Linked DNA regions of Homo sapiens: region 2 is linked to region 1. Evidence: chromatin contacts called from ENCODE Hi-C or POLR2A ChIA-PET data. All regions are on one chromosome and are shown on one strand. Each heading gives the region's core, a stretch centred on a gene start or an enhancer-like site at or near the end of the contact. The rest is flanking DNA. Distances are from core to core; before and after follow the strand shown. Region 1 overlaps PDGFC (platelet derived growth factor C). Region 2 overlaps PDGFC (platelet derived growth factor C).

Evidence for each region. Hi-C counts contacts between places; a loop is a spot of excess contacts on that map. ChIA-PET counts read pairs that join two places held with the same protein, here RNA polymerase II (POLR2A). Pooled maps may share reads with other maps.
Region 2: a loop to region 1 is called in a pooled map of ovary, with 2.5 times the contacts of the local background. The contact joins two enhancer-like sites. A Hi-C loop is called at or near these places in 10 of 168 maps with a recorded cell type or tissue (CD14-positive monocyte, MCF 10A, adrenal gland and 6 more) and 13 of 50 pooled maps. POLR2A ChIA-PET finds 5 or more read pairs at or near these places in 3 of 52 experiments (BJ, MCF 10A and OCI-LY7).

Annotation. Positions count from the first base shown.
Region 1 is chr4:156,825,355-156,830,853 of GRCh38, reverse strand. All of the region lies in intron 2 of PDGFC (platelet derived growth factor C), which reads left to right. Among named protein-coding and RNA genes, the nearest start is that of PDGFC, 140 kb to the left of the region's middle. Within about 2 kb of position 1,438, at least 4 of the 41 ENCODE cell types and tissues checked have a DNase peak (open chromatin) inside an H3K27ac peak, as active enhancers do; they include CD14-positive monocyte and ascending aorta, where a contact is called at or near this core.
Region 2 is chr4:156,951,197-156,956,914 of GRCh38, reverse strand. All of the region lies in intron 1 of PDGFC (platelet derived growth factor C), which reads left to right. Among named protein-coding and RNA genes, the nearest start is that of PDGFC, 18 kb to the left of the region's middle. Within about 2 kb of position 2,059, at least 2 of the 41 ENCODE cell types and tissues checked have a DNase peak (open chromatin) inside an H3K27ac peak, as active enhancers do; they include CD14-positive monocyte and ascending aorta, where a contact is called at or near this core.

The sequences.
Region 1 (5,499 bases), core at 189-2,688:
TGGAAGTGGGCCAAGTGAAGTGGAGAAAGTTATAGTATTGGTAGTAAATAACTTAATTGATCACATTTTTCAATATTGAGCATGGAATCTTTTGTTTTAAAGAATTGCATGCTCGATATTTTGAAAGCCACCATTAGATAGTTTTTAAGAATATCCAATGAAATGTACCACCGTATGTGCTTGGAACCCATTAGTCATAACTTGGTGATATAAAGTACGTTCTTGACCTATGACAGGACTATTATTGCTGGAGTTGCTGTACCAAAAAATGTGATCATATTTGCCATCTGGTGAAATATACTGTCTCGCCCAGGTTGAGGTCCACAAGTGACTAAATGACCAAAATGACTAAAGCCCTAAGTAGCCCACAATTACTCAGTTGCCTGTAGGTCCACATGGAGAATGGAAAGTTGTGTTTCATCAGATCTCTGAACTGAAGGTCATGGTGGGGGCAGGGAAAGGATGCACAGTGCTTTATCTTTTATTTTCCTTTGTAGTTTGAGGTGCGTAAGTTCTCATATCAACCAAATGGAATGGTATAATGCTAGTGCCATAGTGTCACACAGTTGACAAGGTCTGAGGACATGAAGTTTTTTTTTTTTTTAATGCAATTCCTGTCTTCAAAGAGCTTATTTTTAGAATTGTATTTGCTGTATATTTTAAGACACTTAAATATGTACTTTTCATATTTTAATTCTACTTTATATAAAAATACTTATAATTTTTCAACTTAGTAATTGAAATCAGAGTAAGTAAATTGCTACAAATGGCCAATTGTTGGACCTCAGTTTTGCTTATATGTGTAACAATTAACACAGCTTTTCAGATACATTTTTGAAGTAATGGGCCCTGTTTCTATTTGGTTCTATTAAATTAGTGAAGTAGTACTAGTGGGAAGGTTCTCACACTACCAAGTGGTTTGAGACTCTTGTACTTAATTTTTATTTTTGTTGTCTATAAGATTAATAAAATTGAGAAGTGATGCACGATTGATCCTTGGTGTTTGCAGAGAGGGATATTGAGGCTCAGTGAAATAAATGGGTAGATAAAAATTCTGAATATATGAATATAACTCACGAGATAATAATAGCTTTTATTTAAAAGCTATCCTACCTCTTCTGTCAAGGAGAGAAAAATCTAAGAAATAACATCTGTAACAAAAGAGGAAATGAAGTGAGTGATATAATTGAAACTGTCAAAAACTGCCAAATTTTCTGGTGACACAAGAGACTATCAAAGGATATGGTAGGAATCCTAGATATTAAAGCACTTTGAAGGGGTAATTTTAACAGGATAAAGCAATAAATAAATAGAGAGCAAGAGGAAAATTTTAAAGTGAGAAAAAGAAAGTAAAATAAACCTAGGGCCAAAAAATCTCTGCCTAGGGATATTGCCCAGGATGGTAGATTTAGCCAAGTGGGCACTCGGCCTAGAATTTCTTATTTCCCTTTTCATGCTACAAAATATGAAGTAATAGCCTTAGCAGGACTTATTACAATGATGAAATCACCTAACAATCTGAAATGCTGCTTCCCTTTATGTGAAGATATTTGTTTTGTTTTGCTTCTTGAGAAATGGCAGTCTGTCTTTCTTCTTAATTCCTCGTTCAACAATCCATTTCTGTGAAAAATATAATCCTGTATATTCCATAAACCCCTTGGCATTGGAAATAAGAGTGATGATCTTAGTAGATCATAAGAGTTAGAAAGTTGTTTTCCTACTTTTAACATGTGATAGGAATAAGATTACTTCTATTTCTAATTTCTCAAATTCTAAATTTCTCATAATAGAAGTTAAATTATTTTTCTTTTGTTCAATATCTGAAGTTTCAGAAAATATTAATGTCTGTACTTCACTAAATTTCCATTAAATAGTTTAGTTTCCACAGAATCCCATTCTCTAGTGAAGATTGATTTTCTTAAAATTGCTAAGTAAACTTTAATTTTAAAAAATGTGTATACCCACTTTAGCTAATTCTGCCTCTGGAGTCTGCATTTTTTTGGATATTTTTATGTTGTTTACAGTATTCCAAGTGATTGATTTTATTGATTGGTCATGAATATTCTTAAAGTATATACAAGCTTACTTAGGAAGTAATATATAAATGAAAGTGATGTAAGTAGAATTTTACCTGTTCTATCTGTACGTTAAATATACCATAAGAGCACACACATGCTAATTATATTTCCAGAATACAATTATATATACATGCATATATATACACACACATATACATAATTACATATATACATATGTATACACACATTATTTTTATAATGGTCACTGAAGAAAAGGGAGAAAAAGCAAAAAACCAGTCAAAATTTCTGATAGCTCTTTGAGTCATTCTTGTACCTTAAATTAGAAAACAGAGGTAAATTTCTTTCCTAGAAATCTGGAACACTAATGGAGTTTTCATTAGATAATTAAAACCTCTGCCACTTATTAAGCACGGTCTTGATGCCGGATCTCATCTGTCATTACTTCTTGAAACTGTTCTGATTGGCTCTGTATCTGTTAAGAAGTAAAGGACATAATCTGTATCAGAAGAGTGAGATGGGGCATGTGTCAGGTGTATCCCAAAGTGTGCTTTTGTGTTCTAAACGGTGACCTTTTAAAGTGTGATTTGCGCTGCAAAATGTATAAGAAAAAGGATTTTGTGCTGTTAGAAGGCACTTGTGGTCTGCAGTAGTCAGAGATCTCCAGAGCCAGAGTGCTCCCTCACCCGTCAGCACTTTGGAAGAGTTTTGTGAAAGTGACAGAGTGAGAAAGAGGTATTATATTATATAACATTTCCGGCGGAAGTAGCTTCATTTGCCTCAATGGGACGAGAGCTTCTCCTGATCTTTGGCCTGCATGTTCGGAGGAGAGGCCTTGCAAAGTCCAGGACTCCACTGTTTCACGCATTTGCTTTGCCTCTTAACACTCCCATGTGTACATGTGTGTTTTCTTATTTCCTAATAGCAAATCTTTGAGGACCTCATCATATACTGGTGTTTATAGTTGGTTGCCATGGATTGGATATTACTTGTAGAAAATTATTGTCTTTGGTGATAACAGTGCTGTATTGACCTTGGAAAATAATAAAATTTTCTGGCAAATGTAGTAATGGGTATGTGTGTGTATGTATGTACGTATGTGGGTATTGCGTAAGCATGTAGTCTAAGCTGCATATTTTTTGACATAACAGCACACATCTAACTAAATGTGATTTTGTTCTTAAACAAGAAAAAAAAAACTAAGATTTAAAAAAATGGTCCACAGGACCATTGGATTTAGTTTTTTGTTTTGCTGAAGAGGAACCTGAAGTCTAAGCCATTTTTATATTGAACACCTACTTCTTTAGAATCATCAGTCATCAGTCAGCATTGAAATGCTCTGCTCATTTGCTTGCGTTTGTCGAAGTACAAGTGTATCAATCTGTTATTTTTTTTTTTTTTGAGATGGAGTCTCACTCTGTCACCCAGGCTGGAGTGCAGTGGCGTGATCTCCCCTCACTGCAACCTCTGCCTCCCACATTCAAGCGATTCTCCTGCCTCAGCCTCCCGAGTAGCTGGGACTACAGGTGCCCGCCACCACACCCGGCTAATTTTTTGTATTTTTAGTAGAGACGAGGTTTCACCATGTTAGCCAGGATGGTCTCAATCTCCTGACCTCGTGTTCCGCCCACCTTGGCCTCCCAAAGTGCTGGAATTTCAGGCGTGTGCCACTGTGCCCAGCCAATCTGTTCTTACTAAAGGCAAATTTTGAATAATGAATTATCTTGGATGAACAGAATTTTTCTTAAGCTTCAGAGAGTATTTTTCCAGATGCATTTATAGGAAACCATTTCATTATAGAATAGATATTCATTAAACATAAATGCTTAAAATACTTCAAAAATGCTCATATTTGGGAACTGTACCTGAAATTCTCTAATATCCTAAAAGGAACAATATTTTTATTTCACTTTGGTTTGTTCTAAAACAAACTCATTTTTCATTTTCATGGACATCACCAAGACCTAAATTTGTATATATAAATGAAGAATTAAAATGGCTTATGCTGCTGGTCAGCTGTTTAAATATTTTCTTTTAAAATCAGGGTTGAAGTCATGGTATTGCTTTGATAGGCCTTTAATCCTTTTCAAATTTTATTATCATGCTACTTAAATGTTTCTCTCAGCTTTTTATAAATCCATATCTAAAGTCCATCACCTTTTGCAAATGTAGCAATAATACAGAGCAGATAAAAGTTGAAAGAATCTAACCTATAGTAAATCCTTTAAAGATGCCTTGATTAATTGTAAAATGATAAAAATTTGACTCATCTTCACCTTAAACAGAAAATAATTTCCTTTACAGTCACCAAAAATTACAATGGCATGGTGGCTCATTCCTGTACCCCAACACTTTGAGAGGCCAAGCTGGATGGACCACCTGAGGTCAGGAGTTCAAGACCAACCTGGCTAACAGGGTGAAACCCTGTCTCTACTAAAAATACAAAAATTAGTTGGGCGAGGTGGCAGGTGCCTGTCATCCCAGCTACTCACAGCTACTCAGGAGGCTGAGGCAGGAGAATCGCTTGAACCCGGGAGGCAGAGGTTGCAGTGAGCCGAGATCACACCACTGCACTCCAGCCTGGGCAACGAGAGTGAAACTCCATCTCAAAAAAAAAAAAAAAAAAAAAAAAAAAAAAAAAAATCCAACTCAAAGCTGGATATGGTGGCTCATGACTGTAATCCCAGCCCTTTGGGAGGCCAATGTGGGAGGATTGCTTGAGCCCAGGGTTTGAGCAGCAGCCTAGGCAATAAAGACCCCTTCTCTAAAAAAATTTGAAAAATTAACCTGGCCTGGTAGTGTGTACCTGTAGTCCCAGCTACTTGGGAGGCTGAGGCAGGAGGATCCCTTGGGGCTAGGAGTTAAAGGTTGCAATGAACTATGATTGTGCTACTGCACTCTAATCTAGATGACAGAGTGAGACTGTCTTCAAGAAAAAAAAAAAAAAGAAAATTGCATAATCATACTAACATGTTCCTGACTTTTTATAGATATGTTTAGGCAACACTGTTCAGCTATACAAAGAACATAATTTAGTTGAGAGGAAAACAGTGTATCAAAGAAGGAGCAGCCTATAGGGTCCCTTCCGACAGAGAGTAAACTACAAGTTTCTTATACCTGGAACACTCTTGCCATTGGGTAGGTGAGAGAATATATTTATAGCCCTTCTTTCTTTTCTTCTTCTTCTTCTTCTTCTTCTTCTTCTTCTTCTTCTTCTTCTTCTTATTATTATTATTATTATTATTATTATTATTATTATTATTATTTGGAGACAGGGTGTTGCTCTGTCAGAAAGTCTATAGTGTGGTGGTGAGATCATGGCTCACTGCAGCCTTGACCTCCCATTCTCAAGTGATCCTCCCACCTCAGCCTCCCCAGTAGCTGGTACTACAGGCAGGCATCACCAGCCTGGGAATTTTTTTTTTTTTTTTGGTAGAAACGGGGTTTCACCATCTTTCCCAGG
Region 2 (5,718 bases), core at 810-3,309, 130 kb before region 1:
CCATTGGAACATCCAATTAACGTGTATATTTAGAGGACTTACTATGTCTCATAATCTGGGCTGCTCTTAGCACTCCAAGTCTGAGAAAGCAACTTAAAACTAATAGATTTTGTCCTGCTTAAATATTATTCCTTCACAATATTTCAAAATATATAATATAGTATGTTAAGTAAGCATGGAATTATTGTCAAGCTAATAAGTACATATTAACATTGCTATTTTTAGGTAAAATAATTATCTTTACATTTTTAAATTTCCTCATTCTCACTGTCATCCCAAACCAGGTGCTGGTTACCTATGACCTAAACTGTGGCAAAGTGTTCTTATTCTTCCTTCTATGACTCAGGCTTTTCCAATGCCGTGTCACCCACAATCGATCATTTGCAGGAGGTTAATGTCAGATAATCTTCTTATAATAGAGTTCTGGTTGTGTCTACTCTAGTCAAGCTTGGATTGGTGCTTCATAAACTGTAATATACATACAAATCACCTTATTAAAATTCAGATTCTATTTTAGTAGGTCTTGAGTGGGACCTAAAAGTTTGCATTTTAACCACCTCACAGGTGATGCTAATGCCATCGGACTGAGGACCAAACTTTGAGTAAGGAAAGTCTACATTGTTGTTCTCCATGGCTACTGTGCTGTCACCCCAGTCTTCTAATACAAAAATTACACAAAACTGACCTCTGCTCACCCCAGAGATCTGTACTTTCCTAACTCCATGTATTGCTCTGCCAACTCTTTCAAACAATAAATTAATTTAATCCAATACACAAAAGTGCGTGTTGTGGTGATTACTGTGTCACATCCTGAAAACAGGTAAACAAAATGTCCTTTGTGTGCTTGATGTTCATAATCAGTGTTGTTTGTATTACACTAGACATATGCTTAGAATGCCCAAGGACTCAGGGATGTTCTACTTTTGGGTCAGGAAGGGCTTCTCATGGGGTTATCACTGAGTAGGGTCTTGAAGGACAAATAATTCACCGGAAAAGGAAGAGAGAGTTCTAAGCAGATGGTGCGGACTTGTGAGAGAGTACAAAGCCTATTCAAAAATGAACTACTTTTGGTGAGAAGTAAGATTGAAAAATTATTCATTAATTTTGAGGGCTGTGTCAGACATACTAAGAGCATGTTTAGATGCAAACTCATGAGATGCTTGGGCACCACTGAAGGACCTTGGCTGATGGGTAATGATTATAGCCTTCTGCGCCAATTCCTAATAATAAGGGTGTGTCTTTTTGTTTATGCTTGTATTCTTACACCTATAACAGATCATTAAATATTCATAAATTAATCAGGTTTGATTTTTGTTTTTTAAATGCATTTTACATTTTTCGTATTATTATTTTATCAGCAAATAGGGTTTTTCCCAGCTTTGAGTATAGCTGACAATTAAAAACTGAATGTTTACCAAATAAAATGGAATGTTTTGATATATGTATACATTGCAAAAGGATTACCACAATCCAGCTAATTAATTTATCCATCACCTCACGTAGTTATCTTTTTTTTTCGTGGTGAAAACATTTAAGACCTACTCTCTAAACAAGTTTCAAATATATAATTGTTTTCTTTCCAAAATAAAGGTACTTCAGGATGATTGTAAAGGACAGAGAAGCTAGAGGCTGGGACAGCATTTTGAAGGCATTTGCAGCCGTTCAGATGCCAGACAGTGGAAAAATAGCCAAGTGAGTTAGTGCCTGGGGTGTGGAATGGAAGGGAACCATCATCTCTCCTTCATGCTGCGTGTTCAAAGCCAACGTGGATTTAAGGCCCTGTCTGACTGGTCCCCTCTCCGCCCCATAAAGCCTTCCCTCTTGCCTTCAGTCTAATATGTCTCTCTTCTCTAAACTCTCAGAATAGTGCAGAATTGACCACTTTCTACCTTGGATTCTAATTATATATGTGTTTTAATCTCCCATAATTTTCAAGTGTCAGAGAATAAAATGTTGAATAATCTCTAGCCTAATGCCCCACTGGATGGCAGATCTTTTAAGTGAAGTGAAAACAGCCCACTTAGACCCAACACAGCTTGTTCTGCTGCAGTCTTGGCATCTGGTGTCATAAATCATCATTGATGGGTTCTAAACGAGTCATATGCCTTATTTCACAGCTGGGGGATGCGCCTAACGTCTGGCTTCATTTTAAGGAACTACAAGGGGCTAACTGGAGAGCCTCAATCTTTTTGCTTAGACTGAGTAAAATGAATGCACAAAGAACATGATTGGCAAAATTATAATGATGACTGCTTAGAATGTTATTTCCTCAATAAGAAAAAAAAATGTATCATTTCCAGGAAACTTATTTTTAAACAGGGAACTTTAGGATAAAGTTTTATTGCAATCAATTTATTATAGAGAAGAGCATGACCATCGCAAGTTCATTTTCAGTAACTTTGACGTATTTTTTGTTTTGAATTATTTCCCCTTTTGCTCTTTCTAGTTAACATAAGATATAACTCATGTGCTTTCTTATTTTTAGTTTGTTTTTCTCTTTTGCTTTGAGGTTTTGAGATTGACAACTGTGATTTATCCCAGAGAAGGCAAAAATCTTGAAAAAGTCAGTCTTTTAAAAAGTCACTCAAAGAATATAGTTTTTTTTCCCTTGGAAATAAAGTTGATTTTCTCAGCTCTGATCCTATGAGATTATGGGCAGAACTAAATAGTCCTTAGTTCTGGCATGTGGACAAAACAGAAGCAGACCCTGGAGAGAGAGTTCAAAATTCATGACAGTAAGCACATGTTCGGTATGCCAATATTTATGGTGTCACAACCAAATTGAAACCATAACCCTCTGCTATTTACGTAAGTATGGTGCCCAGACTGCACAAGGTTATGCCTATGTTTCCCAGTAAATTTAAGGCAATAGAAATGTTCAGTACCCCTAGAGACCAGACTATTTATTTTCATGTTCATTTTGTTTCTCTATATGAGGCAGAGTGAATTGTCTTAATTTATATTCATATTTGAAGTCAGCCAGAATGAGAAGGAATGGCATTTAGTGAGGATAGAGAATGGTTTTGTGCTTTCATATGTAATGTATCCAGGCCATTGTGTCCTGGTATTCTTAGTTTCTGAGCTGGGGTGAGTTGGGGGTATTGATTATTGATAGTGAACATAGACTGCTTCTTAGATGGGTAAAGCTCAATGTTCGTATCTTACGTCTTATGCTCTTAGAGAACCTGGGTTTCACCACTTTGGTCAAAAACAGACACACATACTGTTGGTAAGAAGTCATGTTTTATGTCTTTTTATAGAAACTTTGAAAGTATTATCATTCTAAAGTATTTATCGTCCGGTAAAATTTTAAGAACAATGAAGTTTCAGAACCACTATTGAGAGTACATCTTTTTTTCTCTACTTTTTCAAGACAAAGATATCTAGTAACTTAAATTATAGTAACATCGTCATGCACTTGTACAGCAATATAAATGAGAAAGATAATAGAAAAACCAAATAGCATATCACATTTGCTGAATGTGAATACGTTCTTAATGAACCTTTTTAGAATCTCAGACTCCTTCTGATCCCTTTACCATTAGTTGACTTTAGTCTAGAAAACAACTTGGACAGTAACCAGATTGCTAGGTGTCTTTAGTAAGTTGGCTGTTTGATTTGGCTCTTTGAGAGGTGGTCCTATATCTCTGTCAAGGGAAAGTTTTTCAAAACAATTGGTGACTGGAAAATGAGGAATGTTTTGTGCAAGAAGGGAGGCTTTCTCGTTTACAGGATAAAAGACATTTTGGAAGAGTAACTCCCAAGTAAGCAAATGAAGCTTGACTATGTAAATCCTTTTACTTAAGGGATAGAATCCAAGATATTTAAGAAGTCATTTTATTTCTTGAGTTCAGTTATTTAAACATTGTGCTTAGGCTTTTTGTTGGTACTCCAAACATTTTATTAAGATTTCCCTTGGTGTTTTCATAAAAAGACAAAATTCATTATGTTTTATTTGTAAATAATTGTCTTAAACCTAGATGAAAGAGAAAACAAACTTTTCTGTATCATATTCTTTCAGACTAGTTATTCAGTGTTTTTTATGCCCCAAATTTGAAAATGATCACAAATTTTTCACTGATCTGTTTATGTCTAATTTTGGTGCTGGAAAAATAAAAACAGATTACTTAGGGTGTTTAAATCCTGTACAGATTAGTAAACAATACCAAGGAAATTTACTTGGTGTTACTAGAAGGTTGAGGAAGGTTACTGGCTTTTGCAGTCCATTAGTAGATCAATTTGTTAAATGTTTAGTGCTAGGAATCTCATTTATCAGGAAATATCTTAGGCATTGGGGAGAATTGGCCTGTGGTATTTACATTTTAGTCTAGTTGCCAAAATTGATTTTCACGTTTTGTGTGTGACTTAGCTCTTTGTACTGCAGTAGATACCAGGTTAAAGCATAGTTCATATCTTAAAACATTAATAGATTTTGTTTCAGTGCTGCCAATAATTTCAGTGAGTAACAAAAAAACTCCACACTTTCATTAAAATGTTCTTAATGATTTCTGTTTGATTTTCTACGTAGTGATAAATGTTGCCATTTACCCCAGCGGTTTAATAACAACAAATAAGTATTACATTTTGAAGAAACTTGGCAGTATCATTGAATGCCAGTGTGTAATAGCTAATCTATAATTTAGGTTAATTCCATCATTAGTTTGTGACTTGAAATTCTTTGTTTCTGACTGTTTCATGACTTCTTTAAGCACAAAGAGGATATTGGTAGAATCAGGTATGTAGCAAAAGGTCTAGAAATACAGTTTTGATTATTTGAAACACTAGTATTTTAAAATCCAGCAGATGCATTCCTTTGCCTAAATATATTGTGTCTTATGCTATAAAGAGGACACATTTTGTTTTGTTTTAGTGTACATATTAAAACAGTTTATATCCCAAATAAGCTAATATGACTAATGGTTGTCACTGCCCTAATTTTGGGGAAGAAAGTTTGAATCAGAAAAGTGTTCTTGGAAGAAGAATACTCTTTTTTCCTATCTATTTAGGCATTCACTGGAACTTTCTTTACTTCTAAAATTTATGCTTGAAATGGCTCAGAGTTTGTGTATGTGGAGCATATTGGAGGCTGATTGTATCTGTGAGTTTAGGAAAGACTTAACTTGATCCCTTGTGCAATGAAGTCTTTCAAAGAAAACGAGGGTTTTTTGTTTTTTTTTTTTTTTCTATAAGGTAGAGTGGATATTCAGGCTCAGATTTTAGCTAAATTAAGAAGGACCTTTCTCTGTCCAGAATAGTATCACAAAATTAAGACTGGCTCTGGAAGAGAGACAGAGGATGCCCTCTTTTCATTGTCATACACCATTTGAATTGTGTTTGATAAATTTATATTGTGACCTTGAAAATGAAACCACTCAGAAATCCTGGTTAATTTCTGCCCCATGCGTCAGTCTCAAAGGGGAGACCTGCCTTTGCCAACAGACCATTCAGTAAGAAACAAAAATATTAAAACTCCACAATCACAACTTATATGGTCAATAATGGTTTCAAAAATTAAAAAAATTGATCCTGGCATATTTACAAGCAATTATATATAAATACAGGAACATGTATATTATGAATTTTCTTTAAACTATTTGCCTGCATTGATTATAGAGAGAATGAAGCCTCACAATGAAATCTGATTGAATAAATTTAAACACTGTTGTGATCACGAGCGTTGTTTTATTAAGTCACTGGAATGTAAGATACATGAAGCCT